Linked DNA regions of Homo sapiens: region 2 is linked to region 1. A link is a loop called in an ENCODE intact Hi-C map of the cell type or tissue named here. Cell type or tissue: OCI-LY7. All regions are shown on one strand. Links, peaks and the distances in the headings refer to the core of each region. The heading gives the core; the rest is flanking DNA. Region 1 holds the start of LOC105376105 (a long non-coding RNA gene). Region 2 overlaps LOC105376105 (a long non-coding RNA gene).

Region 1 (2,914 bases), core at 239-2,738:
GTCCTTGGTTTCCAATTCACAACACCCTCCACAGTGTTTTGGAATATTTGGCTTAATAGTCTGTCTTCCAGACTGAGATCATGTCTCCCTCATCACGGCTCTGTGCCCTGCACTTGGTAATTAGATAGCTCAGAAACTTCTGGAGGAATGAAAGAGCAATAGGAAAGATTTCAGACAGGAGGCATACTACAGCATCTGTACAGCAAATTTGTATAGCGTCCTTTGGGGCCCAACCTTGCCTGGGGGTGGAGCCACGGCCAGGGGCAAGGCTTCATCCAGAGACCCGGCCTGCGAGGAAGCGCTGCTGGGCTTCCTAAAGGCGGCAGCGTTGGCCACAAATCTCACCTCAGGCTTCTGGATTCTGTCTCCATCGCTTCCGGAAGACAAGAGCTGAGATTTGCTTCAAAGACATGGTCCTGGAAAAGGTCTCTGGTCACCGAGTGCCCTTCTTCCCTACCCTGCCTGAAGGAGGATCTCTTCCTTTGTCCGCCAGTTTCTTTTCTTTTCTTTTTTTTTTTTTTTTTTTTTGAGATGGAGTCTCGCTCTGCTGCCCAGGCTGGAGTGCAGCGGCGCCATCTTGGCTCGCTGCAAGCTGCGCCTCCCGGGTTCACGCCATTCTCCTGCCTCAGCATCCTGAGTAGCTGGGACTACAAGCGCCCGCCACCACGCCTGGCTAATTTTTTTTTGTATTTTTAGAAGAGACGGGGTTTCACAGTGTTCGCCAGGATGGTCTCGATTTCCTGACCTTGTGATCCGCCCGCCTCGGCCTCCCAAAGTGCTGGGACCACAGGCGTGAGCCACCGCGCCCGGCCTCATCCGCCATTTTCATCCCAACTGGCAGCGCGCCTCGCGGCCTGGGAGCCCCCAACCGATCTCAACAGCCCCGCCAGCGCGTGAGGCCTCGGAAACCGCTCAGAGCCCTGGGCGCGGGGCTGCACCTGCCAAGGATACTCGATGGAACTCGAGGGAGATGATGGTATAATAATTAGAGTAACAATGTTGACCGCTATTAAGGCTTCGCTTTGCATTGGCTGCCTGGCTTTGAATCTCATATTTCACGTAATTTTTGAGGAGATACTGATATCTGCTAGTAGGGTTGGCCCTGAGTACTGCAATGAACAAGTAAAGAACTTTGTTCAGTTAAGGGCCGAAGTTAAGGAATGGGCTAAGGGCCCTGATGCAGTTACAACATGGGATTTTTCAGACACCAGAGAGGCCAGTGCCTTGGAAATAAATGCCTGCGCTGGACAGGAGGACAGTGTAAGATGTCAAAATGCTGGTCCACACACAAAATTAAGAGATCATCATCCCTCTCTGTAGGATCAGTAACCGGAAGAAGGATGCTGTCTCTACACGCTGTTTTTCAGAGGCGTCAACAAGTGCTTTTTCCCCTTCTCTGAGGGAGCCAGAAGTGTGTCTGGTAGGAACCGTGGCTGGGAACCCCAGGTAAAGGTCTACCAAGGCGCAGTGCCAGTGGACAGAGATTAGGTGTACTCCTGAGAGTGGAAGCACAGCCATTTGTCACGCCTTTCAAGATACAGAACAGCAAGACAGGAGGCTCTCCAGCAGAGAGGACTGCAGGCTTTTGCAGGACAGAAAATCTCAGGTAACTGTCTTTAATTACACAAATATTGATATATTCATGCATTTATTGAGAGCCTACTACGTGTCCGTGTTCCTTGTAAGACAGGAATATCACTATGTTTGCCCTCATAACAGGTGAGAGGGCGTCCTTTTTGTGACTGTTTCCCTTTTTAGAAAGTAGTACAGGCCGGGCGCGGTGGCTCATGCCTTTGTAATCCCAGCACTTTGGGAGGCCGAGACGGGCAGATCACGAGGTCAGGAGATCGAGCCCATCCTGGCTAACATGGTGAAACCCCGTCTCTACTAAAAATGCAAAAAAAATTAGCCGGGCATGGTGGCAGGCGCCTGTAGTCCCAGCTACTTGGGAGGTTGAGGCAGGAGAATGGTGTGAACCAGGGAGGCGGAGCTTGCAGTGAGCCAAAATCAAGCCACTGCACTCCAGCCTGGGTGACAGAGCAAGACTCCCTCTCAAAAAAAAAAAAAAAAAAAAAAAAGAAAGGAAAGTAGTATACGGACAGTCCCTGACTTGATGGTTCTACTTATGGTATTTTCAACTCATGATGGGTTTAATCAGATGCGACCCCCTTGTAAGTCAAGGAGCATCTGTATAGCAAATTTGAAAGATACGGAAAAGTAGAAGGCAGAACCCTGTAGATTTCCATCCTTAAAACAATTATTCTTAGCATTTTGATGTTTATTTCCAGATTTTGCTATGAAAAATTTTTTTACATTGCTTAAATAAGTACTTAAAAAGAAAAACACATCATGTACATTTTATGTGATTATAAACTTTCATAATCTTTTTATAATATATTAAATGGTAGAATATTAATTTTACTTTGTATCGATGTTTGAGTAGTTTCTAGTTTTTTAAAATATAATTTCAACTTTTATTTTAGATTCAGGGGGTACATATGCAGGTTCATTACCTGGGTATATTGCATGATGCTGAGGTGTTGGATACAAATGATCCTGTCACCCAGGTACTGAGCATAATACTCAATTGTTACTTTTTCAACGCTTTCCCCTTCCTGCCCCCCTCTAGTAGTCCCTAGTGTCTATTGTTGCCATCTTTATGTCCATGAGTACCCAGTGTTTAATTCCCACTATAAGTGAGAACATGCGGTATTTGACTTTCTGTTCCTGCTTTAATTTGCAAAGTGTAATGGCTTCCAGCTGCACCCATGCTGCTGCAGAGGACATGATTTCCTCGTTTTTTTATGGATGCATAGTATTCCACGCTGTACATGTACCACAATGTCTTTATCCACTTCACCATTGATAGACACCTCGGTTGATTCCATGTGTTTGCTATTGTGAATAGTGCTGC
Region 2 (2,914 bases), core at 289-2,788, 85 kb before region 1:
TTGTCCTTTAGATATAGAAATAATTCAGGAATACCAATACAAAGTCAAAATTTGACAAGGGAAAATTTTTGTAAGTGATTTAACATACTTTATTTCTAGTAAGTTTTTGTATATGAAAAGTAATTTTAACATTTACTGAGTACTTATTATAAACCAGGACTATGCTAAGCACAGTCTATGTAGCATGTCACTTAATCATCATAACTTGCCTATGAGTTTGTAAATTATCATTGCTTTATTGGTGAAAAAACTGAAATACAGATGGATTAATAAATATGCCTATATGTGGCAAAGGTGGGATTCAGATGGTTGTTTTCCTAAATGAAAAACACTGTGCCAGTTGGGTGTGGTGGCTCATGCCTGTAATCCCAGCACTTTGGGAGACCGAGGCAGGTGGATCACTTGAGGCCAAGAGTTCGAGACCAGCCTGGGCAACATGATGAAGCCCTGTCTCTACTAAAAATACAAAAATGAGCTGGATGTGGTGGTGCGTGCCTGTAATCCCAGCTACTCAGGAGGCTGAGGCAGGAGAATCGCTTGAACCAAGGAGGAAGAGGTTACAGTGAGGCGAGATCGAGCCACTGCACTCCAGTCTGGGAAACAGAGTGAGACGCTGTCTCAAAAAACAAAACAAAACAAAACAAACACTGTGCTGATGAAGCTGAAGCTTTAGTGTACTGAAAATCATCTAAGGGAGTTTAGGCCAGGCGCGGTGGCTCATGCCTGTAATCTCAGCACTTTGGGAGGCCAAGGCGGGTGGATCATGAGGTCAGGAGATCGAGACCATCCTGGCTAACACGGTGAAATCCCATCTCTACTAAAAATACAAAAAATTAGCCGGGCATGGTGGCAGACGCCTGTAGTCCCAGCTACTCAGGAGGCTGAGGCAGAAGAAAGGCGTGAACCCGGGAGCCAAGATCGTGCCACTGCACTCCAGCGTGGGTGACAGAACGAGACTCTGTCTCAAAAAAAAAAAAAAAGGAAATCATCTAAGGGAGTTTAACAAAAATGCAGATTGTTAGGTTTCACTTCTAGAGAATCAATGAGTCTAAGGCTCAAGAATGTACATCTTTAACTATAACCCCGGTAAGTTGGATCAAGTGGTCCATGAACCACACTTTGAAAAGCACTGCTCTGTACTATGAGATGCCAAATACACAGTGTGAATTATTTTGTATCCAACAATATTTTATTCAACACAAGTTTCCACCTTGTGTATATCTAGCTGTCCCAGCACCATTTATTGTAATGACCATTCTTTCTCCATTGCTGGTAGTTTCATTTTTTGTCGTAAATCAAGTGTCCATATGTACTCAAGTTCTAGGCATGACTCTCCTATTTTATTCTCTCTATATAATCCCTATCATCATCCATTGTAAACACACTTTGAGAAATTCTTCTGTGGATCAAAGGGCAAGAAACCTTGGAACACCCCATGAATCATTTTATGAGTGGGCATAATATCAGTAAAATTTAGAGATGGTCATTTAGAAAGCAGTGCCCAGCATTTCCTGGAATCCTCATTTAAATATATCCATATGATCTACCAAATACAATTTCTGATGTTTTCAGAAATCTGTATATAGTTCAGTAACACCCAGGAACTACTCTTTTTCCCCTCTCTATTTTCATTGCTTTCCTTCCCCAAAACCTCCTTTGCCAAATCAGTAGTACAACATTTTGGAAAACAAGTCCTCTTTTATTAAGAGCACCTTATCTGACATTCAAATGTCATCAGGAAAGAAAGACAAAATATAGACTTAGTTATTTATCTCTCAGCTGTTCTACCTTTGAACAAAGTTTTCTCCTCCCAGCAATTTGCTACTGCCTCAAATAGGGTGCCTGTTGTAAATGTAGCTTGATTGAGTTAGATTTAAAAATGAGAAAAAAGGCCAGGCACGGTGGCTCATGCTTGCAATCCCAGCACTTTGGGAGGCTGAGGCAGGCGGATCACGAAGTCAAGAGATCGAGACCATCCTGACCAACATGGTGAAACGTCATCACTACTAAAAATTTAAAAATTAGCTGGGCATGGTGGTGCATGCCTGTAGTCCCAGCTACTCAGGAGGCTGAGGTGGGAGAATTGCTTGAACCCAGGAGGCAGAGGTTGCAGTGGGCCAAGATTGTGCCACTGCACTCCAGCCTGGCAACAGAACGAGACTCCATCTCAAAAAAAAAAAAAAAAAAAGAGAGAGAGAGAAAAAACCCCTCAATATATTATACATACTTGCCTGCTGGAAAAAGAGACTTCTGTTTAAATGTAGTTTAATACCAGCAAAGTAATTTTGGTCAAGCAAGCTCTTAAAAACAACTTTTAGGCCAGGCACGGTTGCTCACGCCTGTAATCCCAGTACTTTGGGAGGCCGAGGCTGGCGGATCATGAGGTCAGGAGTTCAAGACCAGCCTGGCCAAGATGGTGAAACCCTGTCTCCACTAAAAATACAAAGCTTAGCCGGGCGTGGTGGTGAGCGCTTGTAATCTCAGCTACTTGGGAGGCCGAGACAGAGAAATGCTTGAACCCAGGAGGCAGTGGTTGAGCCGAGATCTTGCTACTGCACTTCAGCCTGGGCGACAGAGTGACACTCCATCTCAAAAAAAACAAAACAACAACAACAAAAACAAAACAAAAAACCCTTATTTTTATAGTATTATATAAAACAAGTTAAAAAGATTGCATTTGTGATGAATCACAGGTTAGGAAACTGAGGAACACAGCTGTGAAATTACTTAGCTAAAACCATGAAGGAAATTGTATAAACAACACGAGATTTTACTGCATTGCTTTTCAGTGAGTTCTGAGGTTGGAGGCAGTCACCCAGCTGGATTCCCAGGGAGGGCAGCAGCTTTCCATTAGAAATGGTTCAGGCTTGCAATACCCAGTTTCCATTTATATCTGTAGTTGTGGATAGTCAAG

What was found. A loop is a pair of places that touch in the nucleus more often than their neighbours do. Peaks named below come from ENCODE experiments on the same cell type or tissue, not always from the same donor. Only the 100,000 strongest peaks of a DNase experiment are listed, where the experiment ranks them.
Region 2: it touches region 1 in a loop (5-fold over the local background); 2 of 110 quality-filtered maps call a loop at or near these places.

What each region holds. Positions count from the first base shown.
Region 1 is chr9:81,976,263-81,979,176 of GRCh38, forward strand. LOC105376105 (a long non-coding RNA gene) reads right to left here and starts at 827. Exons shown (of 6, transcript NR_188611.1): 1 at 346-827. It overlaps LOC105376107 (a long non-coding RNA gene), which reads left to right and starts at 983. Exons shown (of 5, transcript XR_002956914.2): 1 at 983-1,606. In OCI-LY7, for the core only: no CTCF peak of the experiment used is centred there; no DNase peak of the experiment used is centred there.
Region 2 is chr9:81,891,260-81,894,173 of GRCh38, forward strand. The region is part of intron 5 of LOC105376105 (a long non-coding RNA gene); the gene reads right to left. Among named protein-coding and RNA genes, the nearest start is that of SPATA31D4, 36 kb to the right of the region's middle. In OCI-LY7, for the core only: no CTCF peak of the experiment used is centred there; no DNase peak of the experiment used is centred there.